Regions from separate parts of the Mus musculus genome. Here all the other regions are linked to region 2. A link is a loop called in an ENCODE intact Hi-C map of the cell type or tissue named here. Cell type or tissue: gastrocnemius. All regions are shown on one strand.

Region 1 (8,000 bases), 340 kb before region 2:
CGTGCGCCACCAGCATCTGGTTTATGTGCATCTTTTTATTATTTTTCCAGACAGGGTTTCTCTGTGTAGCCCTGGCTATCCTGAAACTCACTCTGTAGACCAGGCTGGCCTTGAACTCAGAAATCCGCCTGCCTCTGCCTCCCGAGTACTGGGATTAAAGGCATGCGCCACCATGCCAGGCATATTTCACTATATTCTTAATGCAGAAAATATATGTAAGTTTTGAAGAAAACCCAAATATAGAAAACGAGTTTGGAAACTTTACATTCAAGGTTAAGTTAGGTTCTTGCCAAAATATTGAATAAATTTAACAGCTCTCCCAAGCTTTTAAATCAAAGAATATGGTTCATATGTGGGAGTGAGGTCTCGGCTTCTGTGAAGACCAGACTGACCATGGCAAATACTGCCACCTTGTGGCATCTTACTAAAACAGGGCTGAAGTGGGGATAAAAGCCCCATCATTTCTAGTGTGTAGGTGCTAACTGCTTTCACTTCAATTGTTCTCTTATTAGATGATATAAATGAAACAACTAAGGTAATGGACTACCGCATGCTACCCTTGTGACCTAAAGGGCAATATTTAATATACTGAGTCTGAAAAATAAAGACAGATATAAGAAAAAGTAGAGATGGTGGATCTAACATGCACAGCAAAGAACGCCTGGCCAATGACAGCAGTCACTCTCAGCGGAAGAGAAGTTTAAAGACGTGAGTGGTGATACACACCTGAGATTCAGTACTTGGGAGGTCGAGGCAGGAAGATCCCAAGTTTGAGGCCAACAGAGGCGATCATGCTATGAAAACAGAAGTGATGTAGTCATTAAACAGCAAAGGCAAAGTCCAAATCAGCCAGACTTAATGCCACCAGGGTGGTGGTTTGTCAAATGGGAGAGAAGTCAGGACATGTGACGGGAAACTGAGGAAGTATATTTTGAGGGGGCAAAAGCAAATAGGGATAAAATCCTTACGCTGCATGCTGGGAGATGACAGGTAATAGTGTTGGGGGCAAAAGATGGATGCCACGCCATCCTGTCCCGTGGGAAGCATGTAGTGATGCGATAATAGTGAAAAAGCTGCCTGTCGGCTGCAATTATCTCAGAAGTGAAAAAAAATATATGTGTATATGTGTGTGTGTGTGTGTGTGTGTGTGTGTGTATACACACACACACAGGCAAAGCAAAGAAGATGTCTGATGACAAGCTTCAGAAGGTTAGGTTGAAAGTCCTCATTTCTTTCAGTTAAAGGATCCCAGTGCCTAAGTCCAACCAGCTCTCCCGTGACCTTCCCAGACTCCTTGGGAGGGAATGGTAACTCAGTCTCCTGGGGAAAGGCAGTAAAAAAATGGTATGCACACCTTTTGGGGAGTTTGGACAGTAGCTGAATCTTGCTTCAGATCTTTGATAAGACCCCATCTTTTCCCCAAGTAGACAAAACTGTTAAAGGAGTTGGGCCAGCTGAAGCTAAGGAACAGAGAGGTTGCCTCTCAGTACCCTCAGGGCAGGCTGTGCATTCATATTCCTCAGTGTTCCAGGTGAGCCATGACTGTGTGGACTTTGGACGATGGGAAGAACTGGAGGGGTAAGACATGGATTTTGTAAAGATGGTTTTATTTGTGCACAGCACAGTGTCTTTTGAACATCTTGTGTAGGCAAAATAATTGCCCATTAGCTGTCTTCTTTCTCTTCGAGACTTTTCTGTAGAGCTTTATCTTTCCAACTGCTTTGCCCTGGCACAGTCATCCATGCCCACTCCTTGAAGACTCAATCCTGGGCGTTTGAACTGGAGAACACAACAGGAAGAGAGGGGTCCTTCAAAGTGAGTGAGGAGCCACGTGTGGAACCACGTGTATTACTTTGACCTAAAGGAGCTATTCTGCACACCCTGGTGGACTGCCTAGGGTGAAGGTGGAAGTCCGTTCCTTTGTCTTAGTTTCTTCCAGGCTACCTGAGTAGGAGTTTGCTTAGGCAAGCCTGAAAAGATGCAGGGAGATAGAAGGGACTCTTCAAATATGGATGAGGGGACATCCAGACATGGTAGGGGACTGATGGGAGAAGAGACCAGTGAGAGACTCCCTGCCTCCAGTATTGCCAAGAAACTTGCTTCTTTGAAAACATAGATGTTCCAAGCATGAGTGAAAGTGGTGCAGTAGGTCCCATGTCTCCATAGTTCCAACAGCGCTGTGGTCCCATAGCCTCCCATGGTTCTGACAGTGCTGTGGGTGACGGTGTCCCGTGTCACCCTAATTTTCCCACTCCCAATTCTTCCCCAAATGTTTTGAACCAACCCCCAAGCTTCCTAGCACCATGGTGACATTTTAATCTGTTTGCTGAGCCATTAGTGCTGAGCTTCCTGTCCCTGTCCCCTCAATTCAGACTAATTGACCACTGTATTTCCACACCAGTAGTGCTTTGGGAGGGGATGAAAAGAAAAAAAATACATTCCGGTCAAAGTGGGGGAAGACAAATGACATTTCAGACAGTGCTCTGGGTGCACGGAGCACTTGGAATCCGGACGGTAAGAAGTTTGGTTTCTTCAAAAGCCCAGTTAACGTCGTGTAAATGTTTTTGTTTTAATCCCAGGTGTGGGATATGAGCCTGCTTCAGACTGTCCACAGCCACTAGCAAGGATTTGTCTTGTGTTCTAGATGGTGTATGATTTTTGCCAGCTGCAGATAGTTTACATTTAGAATTATGGGTACTCTTGAGAGGGTATAAATTTGAGAGCCCTGAGAAGGCCCAAGGTAGCCGCTACTCCTGCCTCGGCTGGTCCCTGTTGCTGCTGCTCCTGCTGTGGCTGGACCTTGCTGGTCCTTCCATTTGTGGTTTTGCTATTACTGCATTGCTTTTTGCTTGTTCGCTGGCTTGCTGGCTTGCTGGTTGGCGATATCCTGACTACAAAGAGTGGACTTGCCCCTAGGAATTAAATGTCCCTAATGAGCTGTGTCCCCTTTCCCCACTAACCTTTCTCTCCTACCCAGTGTTGCGGTATTGTAAGGGATAAGGGTGGCAAAGGGTGGTAGATATAAAAACCCAACTAAGTAGCCAAAAAGTAGGATTACAGTGAGTGGGAAGGTGGGGAGAGGAGATCGAAGGAGTTTTGTGGAAAGTTTCAGGAGAGCCTGTGCCCTGTGTGAGTTTGCAGGTTATCAAGAAAGAAGATTCCTCAAGACGTGGGGAGAGCATACAACTGGCATTTAGGTTACAGCTGAGTGTTTCTTGGAAGAAAATCCTGAACACCATCTTTCACATTCGCAGTGACTGATTTCCTTTTCTGTCCCTTTCACAAATCCAGGCTGTAGATGTCCCTGTGTGCACCCACCTGGACACCTCTGATACATGAAATGCAATTGTGCAAGGTCAAGGTTCAGCTTCCCTAATCCTAATTAAAATCTCAGCCGACTCCATTGATCACTTAGGAAACCAGCAAAGGCACCCACCAGTGTCAAAAGCCTGCGTGCTTCCCCGAATTTGAGGGTGGGCACTCGAGGAAGTAGATAGATTTGTTCATCTTCTTAAGGCATATCAGCTGGGATCTGTGGCTGGCTTCCTGCCTTGTCTGCATGCCCACATACATGGTTGGCTATCGCCCTCATGGTCCCCAGTGCCCAGTAGCACTGCTACTGTTTCTCTATGTTTCTCTAGTGCTTTATCTCCAAAGTTCTTGTTCATATTTTTTGAGAAGAAAAATGTTTTTTTGTAAGGAAAGAAAACGACAGTTTGCAATTCTTTTTTTTTTTTTTTTTTTGGTTTTTCGAGACAGGGTTTCTCTGTATAGCCCTGGCTGTCCTGGAACTCACTTTGTGGGCCAGGCTGACCTCGAACTCAGAAATCCGCCTGCCCCTGCCTCCCGAGTGCTGGGATTAAAGGCGTGCGCCACCACGCCCGGCTCTACAGTTTGCCATTCTTAACAGTCTTTTTATCAAATAGGTTTTTTTTTATTTCCATCTTAGGAAGATAAAAGACTATTTGAGAATCAAAATAATTAAATATTTGTAAAATACAATATTGAAATTGTCATCCAGAGAAGCAGTTCTCAACCTGTGGGATGTGACCCCTTGGGGTATTTAACGACCCCGTCACAGGGCTTGCATATCAGACATCCTGCATGTCAGATATTTACATTTCGGTGGGAGGTCACCACAGCGTGAGGCTCTGTGCTAGCATTAGGAAGGCTGGGAACCACTGATGCAGAGGCTTTCATCCAGGTGCCCACTAGATGTCACTTTCTGTTTGCTTTTTAACTAAAAAAAAAAAAAAACCAACTCAATTATAAATTGAAGACTCCCAGTGGACCCAAAGCCTGGCAGAAGATGGGATGTAGCAACATTTGAGAGCAAATGGGCAGGAGTTGTTTGAAAAGTGAGATTATGTCCTTAAGGTTTGGCTGGTTGTGGACTTTGTCTAATCGCCCCCTGGCATTAGGAAGGCCGAGAACCCAGCGGGCCCTGCCCTCCTGCTGTGTTGAAACAAAAATGAAAATTATGCCAAGGAACTAGATTTTTCTTCCATTTTCTCTTTTCTTCTTCCCCCTCCCTATTTTAAGGAGAATGTGGCTTTTTCAAGAATTACCCTTTAATGAAATCACTTACAACATTTTAAGATCAAGTCTTCTTTGTTTGAACTTTCTAACCTTAAATTAAAACTGCCTTAATCTTAATTATCTGCGTGAAATGCATGTAGCAGGGACAAGAAGACTTCTAGAACTTTCCCTGGAGTTGTCTGAGGTAACCCACTTCATGTATTTGCCAAAAATCTAATAGCTGGATTCAGTGAAGGCCATGTCCCCAGTGGTTTTGTTTTGTGTCACAGCTGTTTGTTTATTTGTTTTAAGCTGTCATTGTATTTTGGCTGCACGACGGGTTAAATGCCTCGGTATTAGTAAACGTCGCAGGCCTGCCCACTTCCTGTCCCATCAAGTCTCCCCTTGTAAGAATAACAGTGTTCTTTTATTTGGTAGTGCACAGCGTGATGTTTTTGGCATTCCCAACGTTTTTTTGACTTGCAAAATTGTGTGACCTCGAGTGTGAGAGAGCTGAATGCTTTCCTCAGTACCTCACAGGGTTCCAATCTTCAAACGTTTCCTGGTGCAGATGTGAGAGAGCTGGGAGAGAATTATCAGCTTGCTTTGTCATCACAAACAACAACTAGGAATAATTGTCAGTATGTTCCTGAAAGGATGAAGCCCTGAGCACTTGGACTGCTGCTGCTGCTGCCACACTCTCCCAGCTGGCTCCTCTGGACAAAATGTGGCACTTGTATTTGCAGACATTTTATTCAGATCTTTAAAACATATTGTTTTCAAACCAACAGCCATGTTGGGGCTGAGGTTGCATTGCTACTCACGTGGAAGAATGGAAAAAATATCTGTATTGTGTGATCTTACATACCCAGCTCTGGTCTGCTGTCGGGTGGGTTCTGTAAGGCCATTGCACCAGAGGTCTGAACCAAAAGCCACCAGCTGACGCCATTTAAAATGCACCTGGTCTCTCTATCTCTTGGCTTATCTTTTCTTTTTCAGTAATGTGAGCATTATGACAGTGAGCATGTGGCGGACATCTCCTGCACTTAATGAGTGATGGCTGCTAATTATTTACCTCCAGATGTTGGGAACTAATTATATCCTGAAGAAAACAGATGGGGACAACCCAAGGTATCAGGGAGTACATCTCACAGTCACACCTTGGCTGCTCTGCCAGTGTTCTCAAAGTCTCCACCACCGACAAAAGTCTAAGTAATAGGAACTGGTGGAACTTGGTGGTGATAAAGGAACCTGCCAGCAGTCCTTAAGCCTAGAAATAGTTCCAACAGAGGCAAGCAGATCTCTGTGAGTTTGAGGCCACCCTGCTGTACAGAGTGAGTTTCAGGGCAGCCAGAGCTACAGAGAAAAACCCTATTAAAACAAACAAACAAACAAACAAACAAACAAGGTAGTCTTCTACCAAAGACCTTGTGATCAGAGTAACAGACAACAAGCCTCAAGGGTGATGTGGCAGCCATCATTGTAGCTAAAGCCCAGAGACAGCTGTTAACTCAGTCTTCTTGTTAAGCTTTCCTACGACTCCCTGGCCACCAGGTATGTTTTCTTTTCTAGAACCAAGTCCAAGGAGATTTGAATTGTATTACCAGGATTTACCTCATTTGTACCAAACACACACACGCCCCACAGCCAAGGGGAAGCCCTGCTGAGCTGCCCCCTTTATGAAAATCATGAAGTGTGCTGACACGTAGATACTGGTATAGTACACTTTGCAATCTTTACTTTTTATATGAAGTTATAATATGACATAATGAAATGCAAATTATGTTTTAAAGAAAAAGCCAACGTACATTAAAAAAAATCTAGCTTTCGAGTGAGAAATTGTGAAAACCCACTATGATACTTGTCAGTTGCTGGCAGCCTGAGCTTTGTTGGAGAGTGGTAATGCTAGCCAGGCCTGGGAGTCTACTGTCTGTGTTCTAACCCTGCCCTTCACCAGCTGCAGATTTGGGTGAGCTAATTAACCTCTCTGCCTTCAGTGTAACAAAGGGAATTATACTGCTTAGGACCGTATTTTTTTTTTAACTATTTTTTAATTTTTATTATTTGTTTCTTATTACAGATGGTTGTGAGCCACCATGTGGTTGCTGGGATTTGAACTCATGACCTCTGGAAGAACAGTCAGTGCTCTTAACCACTGAGCCATCTCACCAGCCCAGGATAGTATTTTTTAAGCCCAAATAAATTAATTTGCAAAATGCTTAACCCAGGGCCTACTCCCCAGGAAGTGCTTGGTAGAATCCACTATCCTTATCATTGCTGTGAAGTTATACAGGGAAGACCTTACAAATCTTGTCCTATTGGAATTAATGGCGTGTTATGTATTCTAGTGAGAACTTAGGAAAGAATGGAGGGCTTGAAGTCCAACTTTCCATATCTCTGAAGGACCTGAAAATAGTCTGTGTTGTAATCAGCTTTACCACCTTAATGCAAATGCAAGACTCAATGACATTTTTGTCATATATTGTCCTTCATGTTTGTAATGGGGTAGAAAATATTTTTTAATTGCTTTAAAACATTTTTACTCTACATGAATTTTTATAAAGATTTATTTATTTTTATTTTATAGTATAAATGTTTTGCCTTTGTGCGTGTATATATTCCTGCCTGATGCCTGGGAGATCAGAGAAGAAGGCATTGTTTGTCCGGAAATGGAGACATAGCTGTCTGGGAGCTTTCATGTGGGTACTGGGAATTGAACGTGCTCTCTAGAAGAACTAGAGGTCTTAACTGCTGAGCTCTTTCTCCAGCTCCCTACAGGATATATGTTTAAGTGGTTAAATAGTTGCCCACTAAAGAGGAAATGGGAAGAAATGCTGATCAATATGAAATATTTATCCTCTTGCTACTTGCTCTCTACGTTTAAAGCATCCGAATGTGTGTCCATCCGCTTAGTCTGAAGTAGAATCAGTGTTTTGTAAAGCACCGACCAGTCACCGTGCAGCTCACACCCACACACCACTCTGCTCCGTAGCACACCACATTTGAGATTGTTTACGGTTCTCTTACCCCTGTCTCTCCTGGAATTTGCTCTGTAGAGCCCAGGCTGGCCTCGTACTCAGAAACGCTCCCGCCTCTGCCTCTCCAGTGCTGGGATTAAAGGCGTGCGCCATCACCGCCTCGCTTTGTTTAGGAATCTTGTAAAGGTTTATTTTCATTTTCATGTCTCTGTATGTGTGTCTGAATGTTTGTCAAGTGTGCGAGTGTGCTCACAAAGGTCAGAGGAGGGCAATGGCCCCTGTAGAGCTGGAGTTACAGGTGGTTTGTGAGCTGTCTGACATGGGTGCTACGAACTTAAGTTGGGTCCTCTGGAAGAGTAGCAATGTACTCTTAACTGCTAAGCCATCTCTCCAGCCCCTATTTAGCAATGCTCATTTTTATAGGTCAAGAGGTGATCTGACTTACACAAACAAATGTTGTTAGAGGCAGAGCAAACTAAGTACTGTGCTTCTCCCGTGGCAGCA
Region 2 (8,000 bases):
AAGCCTCTTGAAATACATTCTTAACATTCATTCTAAATAAGTTCATAAAGGTCAGCTCCTGCTGTGCTTTCAAATGAATATATTTTCAAATGAACGAGGAAGAAAGGCAGGCGGTTCTCTCTGTGGCTCTCTTATTTACAAAACCCCTTAGCTGAGATGCCTCTGATGTTCCGGCCTCACTATAGAAGAAGACAAAACAGACAGCTCAGCCAAGAGCATGCTATGCTCTACCTGCCAAAAGCATTCTATGCTCTGCCTGCAGGAGCATGCTATACTCTATCTAAAGGAGTGTGCTAAGCTCTGCCTGAGGAGTGTGCTATGCTCTATCTAAAGGAGTGTGCTAAGCTCTGCCTGCAGGAGCATGCTATACTCTATCTAAAGGAGTGTGCTAAGCTCTGCCTGCAGGAGTGTGCTATACTCTATCTAAAGGAGTGTGCTAAGCTCTGCCTGCAGGAGTGTACTATGCTCTGCCTGCAGGAGCATGCTATACTCTATCTAAAGGAGTGTGCTAAGCTCTGCCTGCAGGAGTGTGCTATGCTCTGTCTGCAGGAGTGTGCTATGCTCTGCCTGCAGGAGTGTGCTATGCTCTGTCTGCAGGAGTGTGCTATACTCTATCTAAAGGAGTGTGCTATACTCTATCTAAAGGAGTGTGCTTTGCTCTGCCTGCAGGAGTGTGCTATGCTCTGCCTGCAGGAGTGTGCTATACTCTATCTAAAGGAGTGTGCTAAGCTCTGCCTGCAGGAGTGTGCTTTGCTCTGTCTGCAGGAGTGTGCTAAGCTCTGCCTGCAGGAGTGTGCTATGCTCTGCCTGCAGGAGTGTGCTATGCTCTGTCTGCAGGAGTGTGCTATACTCTATCTAAAGGAGTGTGCTATGTTCTGTCTGCAGGAGTGTGCTATACTCTATCTAAAGGAGTGTGCTATGCTCTGTCTGCAGGAGTGTGCTATACTCTATCTAAAGGAGTGTGCTATGCTCTGCCTGCAGGAGTGTACTATACTCTATCTAAAGGAGTGTGCTATGCTCTGCCTGCAGGATCAGCAGGCCTAGCACCTCCTTCAGTGGAAGAAACACTAGAGCTCCTCTCCAGCACCTTCGTTACCTTTCAGGAAAATTACAGTGACAGAGGATCTGTGAGAAACAGGGCCCAGTTAAATATGCCACATACCTGTAGAGACTCTGGTCTCCAGGATACACCTGCAGAGCCAGGAGGGACAGTGGACAGACTGGCAGGAGGAGGCAGAGGCCTGGCTCTGCAGCTCATCAGAACTGGGCTAGAACACCTAGGTCTAACTAACAGTGGTGTCAGCGAGATCCTGAAAAACTTCCCTGGCTGGTCTGAAGATGGTCTAAGCCACTTTTACCACAGAGAAACCTAAGGTTCAAAAAAGGTACGATAGACAGCATTGCCTAAGTCTCTCCTGAGACAGTACTCACTTGCAAAGCCTTATTCATGCTCTCACTTAGGACGTGGGCCTTCTGTGCTTGCTGCAACTGTAGCTGTAGCTGAGCCACCTCCTGCACAGAGCCTGCGAGAGAGACATAGGGTATGTCGCTGAAAGAAGGTGCATGTCTACAGGCCTGGGAGCCACCACAGTTTGGCGTGGAGTCTGCTTCACTATTATGATTCAGGGCCATACGGATAGGGAGCCATGGGAGCCATCAAAGCCCTGTGTATCTGAGATCCAGTCCTGCAGGAGCCCAAGGCCCTGGACCCTGTAAGCCTGGTTACCGCTGCTGCATCTACAGAACACAGCAGCCCAGGAGTCATCTAGTGGGGACATAAGGTTCCAGTTACAGGAGCCAAGAAAGTCCCACCCTACCATTTCTGCCCTGCAATTAAACTGAATTTTGCTGCCTTGTAAACTGCTTTTATTTTCAACAGGCCCAACTCACACATAAAACTACTACTCTCTGAAAGATTTGTATTAGTGTGTGTGTGTGTGTGTGTGTGTGTGTGTGTATGTGAGAGAGAGAGAGAGACAGAGAGACAGAGAGAGAGACAGACAGACAGACAGACAGAGTGAGTTCTTCTGTGTACACACCCACCCACAGAGGCCAGAAGGGGCTGTCAGGTTCCCTGGGGCTGGATTTGCAGGCAGTTGTGCACTCCATGGGTACTATGAATGGGACTCTAGTCGTCTGCAATAGCAGAAGTGCCCTTTACTTCTGAGCTACCTCCCCATCCCCAGCAAACTCATATCTGAAATGTACTAGTAGAGACTCTAGTTGAAAGGGTGGTTTGAGGGTTTCTTTAAATGAAAACAGGCCTCTCAGAAACAGCTGGGGGAAGTATTCACAGTTCAGAGTCTTTAACAGTCAAGGAACGACTCACTAAGTCATGGCAAGGGGAAGCAGGGCCAGGAGAGCCTAAAGGGAACAGGGTCCAAATCTGGTCCTCAGCAGAGCACACACAGCCGTTAACTTTAGTGCTTTCTCCCTGATCAAACCACAGTCCCTGTTCCAACTACCTCATATGCCCAACTGGCTCACTACCTCATATGCTAAACTGGCTCACTACCTCATATGCTAAACTGGCTCACTACCTCATATGTCCAACTGGCTCACTACCTCATATGCCCAACTGGCTCACTACCTCATATGCCAAACTGGCTCACTACCTCATATGCCAAACTGGCTCACTGCCTCATATGCCCAACTGGCTCACTACTTCATATGCCAAACTGGCTCACTGCCTCATATGCCAAACTGGCTCACTACCTCATATGCCCAACTGGCTCACTGCCTCATATGCCCAACTGGCTCACTGCCTCATATGCCAAACTGGCTCACTACCTCATATGCCCAACTGGCTCACTACCTCATATGCCAAACTGGCTCACTACCTCATATGCCCAACTGGCTCACTACCTCATATGCCCAACTGGCTCACTGCCTCATATGCCAAACTGGCTCACTACCTCATATGCCAAACTGGCTCACTGCCCCATATGCCAAACTGGCTCACTGCCTCATATGCCAAACTGGCTCACTGCCTCATATGCCAAACTGGCTCACTACCTCATATGCCAAAATGTGACTTGTACGTCTATGAGTTAATTAAAAAAGCACTGATGACTGATTTTGTCAACCAGAAATGAGGTTGACTTTTATCTAGTCCACAGCCTGTGTATCAACTTGACATTTTAGTGCCTTTAATGTCATTTTATAAAAATAATTAAAGGTACCAGGGCCACAAAAAGTATAGGAAGCTCGTCTCAGATACCACAGAGGCCACACTCAAATATTCATAGCGACAAAAATGTAACTCAGTGTCCACTGATCACCGTGAGTGGATAAACAATCTGAAGTTAAACAAAAAGACGGAAATACTTAATCAAATATTGGGTCTAAAACAGGCAAATACAGTGAGCTCTCATAGTCAAAGGTGGCTGAGGACAGGATTTCTGCATCTGTGGAAGCAGAGCGCCACCTGGCGAGTACTCCCCTTCCTCAGTGGGAAGCAGTTTCAGGCACCACAGCACTAGTTTCTCAGAGGACTGCAGCTGATGTTTATTTAGAATATTACACACGCCTGTATTCCAGATTACATAACAGAAATGAACCGCACCTTTAATATGAACTGCACATATAATCCTTTCTAAAAAGAAACTGACCACTAGTGGACTTTTCTGTGTCTTCTAGCTCTTCTATACCTCAGGGACCTGGGCTGGTGAGATGGCTCTGTGGGTAAAGGCACTTGCAATACAAGTCAGTTGGGAAGGATGCAAGACAACCTGAGTCTCAGCTCCAGAACACAGGGCAAAAGAGAGAACCAACTATGGAAGATGTCCTCTAGTGTCTACATGTGAACCATGACAAGCACATGCAAGCCCACGCCCCCTCGTACATGACAATAACAAGTACAGCTGTAGTTCAGGGATCCAGCCTGTTTCACAGTAGCCCTGGGGACACCCGACAAGACACGCACCTGATTGCAGCAGGTGGGCACATTGCTTCTGACTGTCCTCTAGACTCCTCGTCAGCCTATTAATGAGCTCCGTCTTCTCTAATCTGACTGCTTCCTGGTTCCGCTCCAGTTGTTGCACGTGGTCCTTCAAACGCGTGCAAATACTTTCCTGAACAGAAGAAAAGGCGGCAAGTCATTTTCACCATCAGTTTTGGTAGAAATTAAAACCATCAGATGCAAAATCATCACCTGGTAGTATGATCTCCTTCACAGGTTAGCCTGTGCGCAGGATGGGAAAAGAACACTTGTGACCTGAGAGGGAGGCCCAGCTAACAGGGCACCTGTAAGATACTGTTATTCTAAAACCAGAGTCTACTCATGCCAAAGGAAACACGGTACAATCCTGTTTGCATTTTATGCTGTGTTAACGTATCGATACAAATGTAGGCAAACCACTTTGAGCCATGGAATCCGAATCCTCAGACCAGGAAACAGAAGAACACTCGGGAACTCTATTCTGCTCACTCTGTCCAGGGCAGCCAAAATAACATTACCCTCCTCTGGGTTTCTTTTAAATCTAATCTGTTTCACCGATATTCCTCCTTCTACCAGTTACACATCTTATTTCTGTCCGATGGCATCTCTGCAATATGTTATGCATAACAAGCATTATAATGATACTTGAAAAATTAATGACAAAAAGACATGGTAGCTGTTGTGTGTGACAATAGGGTATATAAACAATACACACTATGGGGCAAGATCAGTGTCCCCTACATGTAGATGTGGAGAGAAACTGTGCATACAGAAAACTTTTCTCCAATAAGGAAACATATTTGGAAGTAAAGAGCTATGGGAGTTTGAAGCCCAGGTAGAAGAACCCATCATTGTAGCAACCATTGCTTCTCGCCTAAAAGCTGCTCGGGGTGACTGTCAATCAAAGCATGGAAGAGGTAGAACAGTGTAGCAAGTCTTCAGCGACCAGAGAAGCCCTAAGCGAACCATTAGCAAGAGCTCTGACGGGAGAGCACATGGGCCTTTGGTACCAGATTCCCTTCCACGTCCTCAACCTCAGTAATGCTCTCAGCATGAATGCTGTGATACCCACCCCAAACGTAAATAATACAGGAGTGTCCTTGTGTGAAGGCAAGGGGCTCTGAGGGCTCTCGCTTTGCTTTGAAACTCCTGGGCATTTTGTATTCTATGTCACAATGCAGCTGTGTTTGCTTGAAATTTTTTCTACCAGAGTTTTAGCAAAATGAAGCTTCTGGAAGGCAGTGCCTGTTTATTTAGTGCTGCAAAGTTCTTGGCACGCTGCTGCTGCTCCCCAGCCAGCTTGGGAAGCACGGTTCTAACAAGCCAGCATAACATGCCTGCAGCACGATGAGCTAATGGGAATGCACACAAACGCCTGTCGTGAGGGACGGCGAGACACTCAGACTCACGGTCTAGAGGTCACGGCAGTTTTGAGTTGTTACAATAAGTTGTATATACAGTCTTTTCTACATAGAAAGACCTGGTGTTTAAGGAAAGCTCTAGGTCTATAATAGGTTATAACCTATATAGCTCTAGGTTATAATAGGTTATTACCATGTAGTTCTCAAATGGCACCAGGCACACACAGACCTTCAAAAACTCAGCTGTGTCAGACTGTCACACCTCCCATTACATGCAACTGGGCAGTCTCTGTGTTGAACTCTATCTTTCAAAATACAGCTAGCATCCATTTGTGATTTAAAAGAAAACTAAGCCTTATAAACTTTCTGAGACTGGCATACTTAACAGGAAAACCTGGAACTTTCCCACAAGGGTGAGGACCAGGGAAGTGATGCCCTTCCTTGCCTTGGAGCATCATGTTACAAGTTCTCACCAATGCACTATGGTAAGAAAGGAAAATAAAAGGAACACAGACAGCAAAGAGACACTAAAGCTTTGTCCATGAATGCTCTGCTCTGCTACACAGAACACCAGGAGGGAAACCACTAAACGAGTGTGCAATTGCAGGAGTGCAAGGAAGCTACTACAGAATGTCACTGTCTAGGCTGGAGAGATGGCTCTGTGGTTAAGAGCACTGAGTGCTCTTCCAGAGGTCCTGAGTTCAATTCCCAGCAACCACATGGTGGCTCACAACCATCTGTAATGGGAGCTTCTGGTGTGTCTGAAGAAAGCAATGGTGTACTCATACACATAAAATATATAAACAAATCTTTAAAAAAAAAAGTCGCTGTCTCCCAAGGGAGGAAGGAGCAAATAGAATATGAAATTTAAAAACCGTCATGTCCTTTACAATACCACTCCAAAAATGAGGGCCTTTAGTAGAAATATAAAACTACAAAACTCTGGCAAAATCAATAAAGAACTAAATAACTGGACAGATACTCTATCTTTGTGGTAGGAACGCTCAATATCGTAGAGATGCTGCTCGCTCCCAGTGAGACCTACATAGTCCATGTACTCTTGACATCCCAGCAAGTTACCCTGTGGGTGTCAACAAACTGAGTGCCTTAAGTTTATACGAAGTTATAGTTTATACACATCCCATGAGCATGTGAAAGTCAAGCTGTGAGAACAAGGGAACTAAGCCCAGGGGTAGGAGGTGGGATCATGGGAAATTCTTTGTTGCTCTCTCACTTTTGCTGTGAACCTGTCTTTTGTTGCACTCTTCCAATTAGAAATAGCAATTGGATTATAAAATAATACAGATTGGGTACAAGTATTTGACTCCTTATTACAAATATTGCTGAGCCAATTGATCACAAGTTTACAAAGGGGATGCCATATAAACACTGCCAGGTAGACAGACACTCCAGAGTATGGGGAGGAGTCACAGTAAATATAGCTCATGGTTTGGAACCGGAAGCTCATTTTGCACAGATCCAAGATTCTATTCTACCTTCTGGTCTAAGTCCCTCTCCTGAAGTGGTGATGGCAAGCATGGGAACAGATAAAGAGGCACAGCTTTGATCATGACCTGTCCTGCAATGACCAAAGACTGGACGGAAGTGGTTGTCCTAGAGTAGACAAAGCCAGGGGTTGTCCTGAGAGCCATGTGGGCTTTGCCAACATTTGTACCAACCATTCCTACAAGGAAGGTTTCCAAACCCACTGGGAACCCTCCCCCACATCCCAGTGAGATCGTCAAGTCAGCAGAGACAACGCTCTTTTCAAACACCACACAGGAGCTGACAGACTCCACCGTCCTAAACTGGCCAAGGACCACTGATGGCTGTGCAATACCACTGTGCTAATCAAAAGTAATATGAATAAACAACATTTTAAAAAATAAAATAACAACTGATTTCTACCTATATATAGGTCATTGAACTGTATAGACTTTAGATTTGCTTAATTTCAGTATATTTTATGTCTTTTTATAATAAAGCCTACTTTAAAATTAAATAAATAAAAAATTCCTTAGACAATTGGCAGAAAAAAGTAAAATAACAATAAATTCTAGTTTGTTCTAGTTGTGTTTCTATACAGCAGACTCTTCAACTGGGCATACCTTTATCTTTTCCCACCCTAGAAACCCCCCACTATCACCAAATTCACAATATTTTCTATGTAAAAGAAAAAAATTAACAAACTGAATAAAACACATAAATAAAATAAACTGGGAATGAGTAGGGAGAATGCTGGCTTGCCTGGCATGCACCAAACCCGGGGCACACAGCAGCAGCATGTAACTGGAACAAGGGTGTGCATGTCATAGCCCAGCACTCAGAAAGCAAAGGCAGGAAGATGAGAAGTTCAAAGTCACCGTTGGCTACAGGGCAAGTTTAAGGACAGCTTGAGCTATGTGAGACTTGAGTCATAAATAAAATAAAACATATAACATAAAAAAAGCAGAATAAAATGTTACACAAACAATTACTCTGTCATTATGGGTCTACTGAACCCGGGAAAAGGTAGAGTTGGCCACGAAGACAGAGATGGCAGCCCCAATCAGAGGGAATCTTGGGAGGTTTGTTCCACCCTCCTGTCTTAGTTTCTTCCCTTCGTCTCTAGGGCTAAATTAGTTCTTAAATTCAACCCAAATTCAAAACTCAACCTGAAACTGTATTCATTCAACCTAGGGCTCTGGACACAAGGCAGG
Region 3 (8,000 bases), 350 kb before region 2:
CCCTGCTCGGAAGATGCCGCGGCCGTCTCTGCCTCCAAGAGGGCTCGAGCGGAGGATGGCGCTTCTCTGCGCTTCGTGCGGCTCTCGGAGCACGCCACGGCGCCCACCCGCGGGTCCGCGCGCGCTGCCGGCTACGACCTATTCAGGTGAGAGCCGTGGCCCGACGGCAGGAATGCAAACACCGAGCCCGGGTGCAGTCGTGGCTCCGCAGAGACCTGAGTTCACCTTGAGCAAATTCAGTAGGGGTTTGGGCGAGCGGAAAGTAAAGGGTTATAACATTTCCAAAGCGTTACTGTGCAGCGTGCGCTCCACCCTTTCCAAGTGGAAGGTCCGGATGTGCAAGGCTTATTCTTGACCGAAGTGTGACTGTCTGCAGTGTGCACGTTAAAGTCTAGGAAAAGGATCTATGGAAGCTGTGTACTTCTCTTATCCCGTCCAAGGACTGGGAACTTAAGGAGCTCCATCCAGGGCTAGCTTATGAGGTGGCTCAGTGTAAAGTCACCAAGCCTAATGACCTGAATGTATGCATCTAACATGCCCTGTCTTGGGAGAAATTAGATACTATGGCCATTTTCTACATAAGCGGGTGTTTGCTGTGTATTGGGAATGGCTGATGTTACAGAGTGAAAATTCCGTGTGACTGAACGTACTCTTCTACCACATGCCAGACTTCCAGCGCTGCTCATTGTAAAGTCTGAAGTTTCGTTGGATCAGGAAGGGAGCTGCAGTAATAAGAGACTACAGTAGTATTTGGTAGATGGACTTTCTAAAATCGCTTGTGATCAGAGTCCACCCCCAAGAGCTGCTCTGGGAGACCAGCTCTCTTCGGCCACTGAAGTTCACAGCCATAGCGTGGAAGGCAGGGGGAATGCAGTGCATCTCTGCCTCTCACCTGTGTTTTTTTAACATTTTCTTCGGGAGGTTCATTCTCATCAAGAGAAGCGTTACAAAAGTAAAGTATAGGTTTATATGCGTTCGCAGGCTCGAAGTGTGCCTAGCGGAGTGAGGCCCATTGAGTGTTAGATGTTTGCTCTTTGGTTGGCTTTTCATATTCTTTCTATGAATTAAGTCTGCCTTCCTGCTCCTCATGCTAATTTGCCAGCCTTCACTTTCAGAGACAAAAACCACAGAACACATAGCAGAGACAATGTTGGCATCTCCCTGTTCCCCACTCCCACATTCAGGGTTTTGTCTTCTTGCTCTGCCTAGGTGCTAGGATTAAGGGCCTGAAGCCATCTTTCTAAAGCTAAAAGAAAGTGCCTACTACCTTGTAAGTAAACCTTTTTAGGTGAGTTAGGAATCTGCCATAAGGTTGTTTATAGGATCTGTTTATATGAAGTAATGGCACGCATTTTATATGCATTAGCGTAAGAAGGAATGTTAAAAACACTTTAAAATACTGATTTGCCTTTCAGTGCCTATGATTATACAATATCACCCATGGAGAAAGCCATCGTGAAGACAGACATTCAGATAGCTGTCCCTTCTGGGTGCTATGGAAGAGTAGGTAAGTAGCTAAAGAAGCCGGTAACTACTTCTCATACCGGTCCTTTATGATAGCGTCTGTCATCTTAGTGTCCTTAGTGTCGTGTGGCCACAGTGAAGAGATAATGCTTAGCCCATTTTAAAAACAAAACAAAACATGGATTCACGTGTCTGCTTTTCCTTTTTTTTGACTTTGTATTTCAAGTATGTTCTCGAGCTAATAGGATGATCACATTGACCCAGTTGTTGGCTCTCATAACTTCACAGAAAAGCGCAAAGTTTAGGTGTTCTTTAGTTGGAGCTTTTCCAGTCTACAAATGAGGTCACATTCTTTTTAAATAACTATTTGCATAAGAAGATGGGGCCATAGAGTGATGGGTTTTTGGCATTTTATATTATAGGGGAGAAGCTGCCAGATTGTCTCAACCTACTGAACCTTGGCTTGTCTGCCTCCTAGAGATTAGAGTGAGGGGCCGTCCACTCTAGAGAAAAACCTTGTATCAGTTACTGCTGAGGAAAAGGGGGCTGTGAGTTCGTGGGTTTGGATTTTTCTAGGGCATGTCACTTGTCTAGAGCGTGAATTCAAAACTTGCCAAAAATATGAATGCTTTTTGTAGCTTAAAAAAAAATAGGAGAGAAAAATATCAAGTCCTCGGATAAGAAACCATAGCACTGCCTTATGCATTGTTGAACCTCCGGTACTTTGGCCGCCCAAAAAAGCAAAATGGGTTTTCCTGGTCTCTAGCATCATTGAATTAAAGTCCCAGGCCAGAAAAGCAAAGAGTTGGAAAGAGGTACCATCTCAAGAAGAGGTAGCAGCTATTGACACAGCGCCTTCTACAGGTTACTCTGAAACATAGTTTTAGATACTAGGATTACTGAGGTGGGCCTGTTGGCCAGGCCAGCAAGAAAGCTATAAAATGCTTCCCATTTTTAGAATTGAAAATGTACAAGAGTTTGATATTTGATGCATAGCTATACATATTTTAGTTCATCAATGTGAGGGCTTTGGCCATTACTCATGTTCCATGCATACAGGTCTCCTAACCTGAATAATGAAGAGAAGCCCCGGGTTCTCTCCTAAGCTCTGCTGTTCAGTTACCCTGATTCCTTCTTCCCATCTAGGATCTGCATATTCAACTCTCCAGTCTTGAACCACAAGCTGGGCCAGAAAGATGGCTCAGTGAGAAAAGCACTTGTCACAAAAGCCTTGACGCAAGTTCCATCCCAGGGAACCTGCGTTTGCAGAGTTGTCTTCTGACCTGCCCCACACATCATACACTTAGGCAGTCATGATGAGTGACTGGGGGTGTGTGTGCTTGCTTACTTTCCAGCTCATTCCAGCAATCCATAGCTTGCATCTGCAAGTCATGTGGTCGGGCTTTGAGATTGTTTTTAAACTTTCTAAACTAGCTCTCCAACTTTAGTGGTATAGTATGATAAATGTACTCTTTAAGAATGATCTGTTGAATGCCAGGCGTGATAGCGCACGCCTTTAATCCCAGCACTTGGGAGGCAGAGGCAGGCGGATTTCTGAGTTCGAGGACAGCCAGGGCTATACAGAGAAACCCTGTCTTGAAAAATCAAAAAAAAAAAAAAAAAAAAAAGTGATCTGTTGAAATTAAGATGAATATGTGAACATTAGAGGAGACCATGGTATTTAAATTATGCCAAAAATAGTGTATCGTTTCCCCTTACCATTTAAAATAGCCACTGTTTTCTGATTTTGTCTTTTAGCTCCACGTTCTGGCTTGGCTGTAAAGCACTTCATAGATGTAGGAGGTAACATTTCTTTATTCTATGAAATTTTGTAGTATCCTTGCCACTGGGAATTCGTAAGTCTGAATATGCAATAGCATTGTTTGATGGTGTCTAATTTTTAATGATCATATTATGTGAAATGCATATTATCTACTAATAGCAGGCACAGTGTGATGAAGGGGTTTTACCTTGCTGTCCTGATAATCTACACCTTACTGCAAAATTGATTCTTAAGCTAGGAAAACCTTCTGTGTGGCTATTGGGTTATAGTTTGCTGAACTAATAATAAGCAAAAGGTTCTGGAAAGGCATTTCCAGTTTGTAAAGGTTTTCTTAGCTCTGGGAGAAGGAAAGGCCGGACTTGTTTTGTAAAGTGGAACAAGGTACTTTCCCCCATGTTGCTTTCCTGCATTTACCAAGTGTCTTCAGAGACACCTGTTACCCGTGTTGCCTTTGTGGCTGTGTTGTCTAGTAGCCAACTTTGCTACAGGTGTAGTTCCTAGCCATACATTAATATGTAAAGAGTCTTCTCTTTCCTGATAGGCTTCTTCACATATGTATTGATTTCGTGTATGCCAGCCTTTTGCCTGTGTGTTTGTATATATACGCACTGTGTGCATGCCTGGCTCTCCTGGAGGCCAGGATGGGGTACCATCCCCTGGACCTGGGGTTACAGAAGGTTGTGAGCTGTCCTGTGCATGCTGTTAACTAACCTAAGGGTTCCTCTGCAAGACCAACAAGTGGTGTTAATCACTGAACCATTTTTTTTTTGTGGGTGATAGATTATTTTTTCTCCACCACTAGTAAAATGAGCCAATTCAAGCCAGATTAGATTATATTAAAAGCGGGATTATTGGGAAGTTGCTCTTGGGCAAGTTCACCGGCCCCAAGGATTGAGGTTGGAGGGAAGAGAGAAAGGGAGAGTGCATAGAGAGACAAGGAGGAGACCAAAATGTCTGGATTAGATAATAGGCTGGCGCCCCCTCTGGCCAGGGTATGCCAGGTAGTGAGGCCTGGCCAGATATGCTTTGATGTGTAAAATACGCACTTCAATCCCTTGTCCCAGGCAGGGTCAACAACCAAACCTCTGGCCCAAAGGCTAGGTATATTTGTTTCTGATCTTTTATTGGGGCACATAGCTTGACCTTTGCCTTCATCCAGTGCTTCACTTCAGGCATGCTAGCCCTCACATATGGGTATGCTAGATTTTCTTGCAGCCATTTTTTTGCAGAACCATGCCTCCCAAAATGGTGTTGTTTTTTAAGATGAGAAAACTGGCTTAGAAATGTGTTTCTAACAGCAGTATTGTCACCAGTGGGTTAAAGCCACCGACAGGCTTACTGTCCTGTATTAACTGCTCTGTGCCAGTGTAGGGGTTAATTTAGTACCCACTGACCTACTGTTTTGGAAGGAACTGGTGTCTCCCATGGTGTCACTAGGTGGTGCTGTGGGGCAAGGCAGATAGATAGATTTCTGATCTGTGTAGCCTCAAGGTTGATATTTATGTCCTCTCTGGTTGAGAATTCCCAGGGCTTAGTGAGTTACATTTAATTTTCAAAAAATACTTGTAGAGGCCAGAAATGGTTCAGCAGTTGAAAGCACTGGCTGCTCTTCCAGGTGACCTGGTTCAGTTCACAGCCCCCTTGTGGAAGTTCAGCTGCCCGTGTCTGATGCCCTCTGTGACCTCCTCACGCACTGAATGCACGTGGTGAACAGACTTTGAAGCAGGCAGAATATCCATGCCCATAAAATAAAAATAAACCAACCTTTTACTGACTCAAATATGGTCACTTAGGATATACTAATTACCAACTTAAAGTTATAAAAGTTTTTTTATATATTTTAATGAAATTTCGAAGGTTTTTTTTTCTAAGATTTATTTATTTTATGTATGTGAGTACACTAGCTGTCCTCAGACACACTAGAAGACGGCATCAAATCCCAGTACATATGGTTATGAGCCACCATGTGGTTGCTGGGGATTGAACTTAGGACATCTGGAAGAGCAGTCAGTGCTCTTAACCGCTGAGCCACCTCTTCAGACCTCAAAGGATTTTTAAAAGGACAATCCTTGTCTGTATAATAGAAATTAGCATACCTACCTCTGAGGGGTAGGAGAACTAGGTAATGTGTATGAAGCATCCAACAGTGTTTGGCACACACTAATTCAAGTCGACAGTTCTGTCTCCTAAGGACATAGCAAATTTTTTGTGTGGAAACTTCTTTTTCCTCTCCAACTTTGTTTCTAAATTTTACTCTGCTTAAAACAACTGTCTGGGGGAAAATCAGGTAGTTGGAAAGTTAGTTTGCCTGTTGCTTGGTATGAGGTTATTCATAAAATCACATTATGGTATGTTCTTGGATACAGAATATCTAAAAAATTTCTCTTAGGTACAAGTTTATCATAGTTGGCAAGTGAAGGGGGATGCTATTAGAAGCCTCGGGCTGTGAATAAGGGTCAAAAGGAAAAGTTGACTATGCAAGATTGTGTTCTGAATTCACATCTGGAAGGTGTGGAGCATTTTTACCAAAGAAGTTTCCAACAATGACGTGCCAAAGTCTTGACACAGAAAACCTTGCCTGAAGTCGGTTAACCGCTGCCAGTTCCGATGCCTGGTTTTTCCACTTATAACTTGCCAAGATACTCAGTGCATTCTCGAGAAGAGATGTGAGGACGCAGAGCTCATAGGCACGCAGAGACAAGATCAGTCTGTGGCTTGCCTCTTTTTTGTAATAGAAGCACTAGGATTGAACCCAGGAACTCAGACACTAGGAGCAAGTGTTCTGACCCCCTTCTTTAGTCCTCTCTTCACTTGTGGTTGTCTTGTAGGGGCTGGGAACTGAACCCAAGTCCTCTGTAAGTACAGCTGGAGCTCTTAACTGCCGGCCAAGCCTCTAGCCCGCCTTTTCACATCTTCATGAGATAAAATCTCACTAAGTTACCAGGTGGGAGCCTTGAACGTGGCAGTCATCCTGTGTCAGCCTCCAGGTGGTTAGAACTGTAGGCCGTTGCCACCAGAGCCAACCTTGTTTCAATTATTTACTCGCCTGCTAGTCGAAGATTTTCACATTTTCATATTCCAGGCATATAAAATGACCTGACTCTAGAATCCCAGGCACCTAACTATTTGAATTCTCTCAACAGGAGAACTTAGAGATACACCATGGAGGTATATAGTAATTTTCTAGCAACTCATGAAAAGAATACGTTAAAAAAGAAATAATAGATAAAATGTAGGAACGTGTATGGTCCTGCAAGAATGTCCAGCCACGGAGAGACGGGAAGTAGGGCTATGGATTGTCTTTTATTTATTATGTTGGCCAGCAGTTAGACTGTTGCCATCTGTCCCAGCACAAATGGACACTCAGATGTTGCTGATTAAGTTGGGGTGGCTGTGCTGCTTTTGGGGGTGACCTAGCAGTGGCCTCATATATGTAATACATGTCTCCATCCTTTGGCCCAGGCAGGTTTTTGTAATGTACCTGAGTTGGCACTAATGTACAAGGGTATACATTGAGAGCTTTCTGTGTGTCTCCTAGCAAAAAAAACATGAAAGCAACATGACTGTGTGGTGTTATGTAAGATAATAAAAACATTGGCATTTCCTTTCTACGTGTGTATCTAAAAGGAATGACTAGAGTTTATGCTATTTCAAAGAATAACTGCTTCCTTGGTGTGAATGTCACTTGTATTTCCTCAGAGGGTAGATAAGATGAAAGTCATACCCAAGCTGTATGAATGTCAGCTTGGACGGAGCTCAGAACGTTTCTTCTAACTATCCCTAGACCTAAGCCTGGAAGCTTCTAGCCTCTGTACAATCTGATCTTCCAAGCTGACTGATTTAGTCCAGCTTCTCTTGGCTTCTGACTGAAGTGCTCTGCTTAACGGCCTCATCATAACTTAGGCAATATGTCCTAATCTTCTGGCTCCTTGTTCTCTGGCTCATTCTGTCTCCATCTGTGTTTAGCTTGTTCTTTCTGCAGTCTGTCTCTGTACAACTACCCTGATAAAACTGCTGTAGACACATACCATCCCCCCCAACCCCCCCCCCCCGTTTTTTTTTTTTTTTTTTGGTTTTTTTTTGGTTTTTTTTTGTTTTTGTGACAGGGTTTCTCTGTATAGCCCTGGCTGTCCTGGAACTCACTCTGTAGACCAGGCTGGCCTGGAACTTAGAAATCCACCTGCCTCTGCCTCCCAAGTACTGGGATTAAAGGCGTGCACCACCATTGCCCAGCTTCCACCCCCTAATCCCTTAAGTAGCCTCTCTTTCCTCTGCCTTTCTTGTGTGAGTTGAGTGTATCCTACTCTGACTCATTCTGTCAGATCTTTCTCTGACTTGTCACTAGATGTCACTTTCAAACATGGCTGCTTCCTTCTACAAACTAACCTTACCTTCACTGTTAGGGATTAAAGGTGTGTACCAAGGGCATGTCTGTATTCTGACTGGATCATAGAGACAGAAAAGGTCTTTGGATGTGATCCCTTGCCAGAGCAGCCATGTCACTGGGTTTAAATTCCTCTGCACTTTGGGGCGGAAGAGTTAAAGTAATTATAAACTTCGTTACTATAAGATTGCTGTTTACCTTGTGGGTGGTGATACTGTTTGAGTAACCAGAAGAATTTGGAAGTCAGTCCAGGTTATCTTTCACAGATTCACTTGTAATAGATAGGCCTAAGAATAAAATGTTGGAACCTCAGAGGGCTTCCATGGTGGAAAATTTCCAGCCTTCTGTGGTCATTCATTCTAACATGGA

The links. A loop is a pair of places that touch in the nucleus more often than their neighbours do. Peaks named below come from ENCODE experiments on the same cell type or tissue, not always from the same donor. Only the 100,000 strongest peaks of a DNase experiment are listed, where the experiment ranks them.
Region 1: it touches region 2 in a loop (6-fold over the local background); 19 of 42 quality-filtered maps call a loop at or near these places.
Region 3: it touches region 2 in a loop (5-fold over the local background); 19 of 42 quality-filtered maps call a loop at or near these places.

The regions. Positions count from the first base shown.
Region 1 is chr2:125,259,036-125,267,035 of GRCm38, forward strand. Dut (deoxyuridine triphosphatase) reads left to right here. Exons shown (of 6, transcript NM_023595.6): 6 at 1-14. Among named protein-coding and RNA genes, the nearest start is that of Dut, 16 kb to the left of the region's middle. In gastrocnemius, CTCF peaks have their summits at 414 (motif pointing left) and 4,206 (motif pointing right); DNase peaks (open chromatin) are centred at 400 and 4,254; H3K4me3 peaks cover 234 bases; H3K27ac peaks cover 1,483 bases.
Region 2 is chr2:125,601,411-125,609,410 of GRCm38, forward strand. It overlaps Cep152 (centrosomal protein 152), which reads right to left. Exons shown (of 28, transcript NM_001081091.1): 10 at 3,926-4,073; 11 at 1,432-1,523. Among named protein-coding and RNA genes, the nearest start is that of Cep152, 20 kb to the right of the region's middle. In gastrocnemius, a CTCF peak has its summit at 3,431; DNase peaks (open chromatin) are centred at 2,738, 2,887, 3,427 and 5,255; H3K4me3 peaks cover 194 bases; H3K27ac peaks cover 1,098 bases.
Region 3 is chr2:125,247,751-125,255,750 of GRCm38, forward strand. Dut (deoxyuridine triphosphatase) reads left to right here. Exons shown (of 6, transcript NM_023595.6): 1 at 1-146; 2 at 1,416-1,507; 3 at 3,223-3,267. Among named protein-coding and RNA genes, the nearest start is that of Dut, 4.2 kb to the left of the region's middle. In gastrocnemius, CTCF peaks have their summits at 2,343 (motif pointing left) and 4,695; DNase peaks (open chromatin) are centred at 803, 4,227 and 4,686; H3K4me3 peaks cover 1,022 bases; H3K27ac peaks cover 1,274 bases.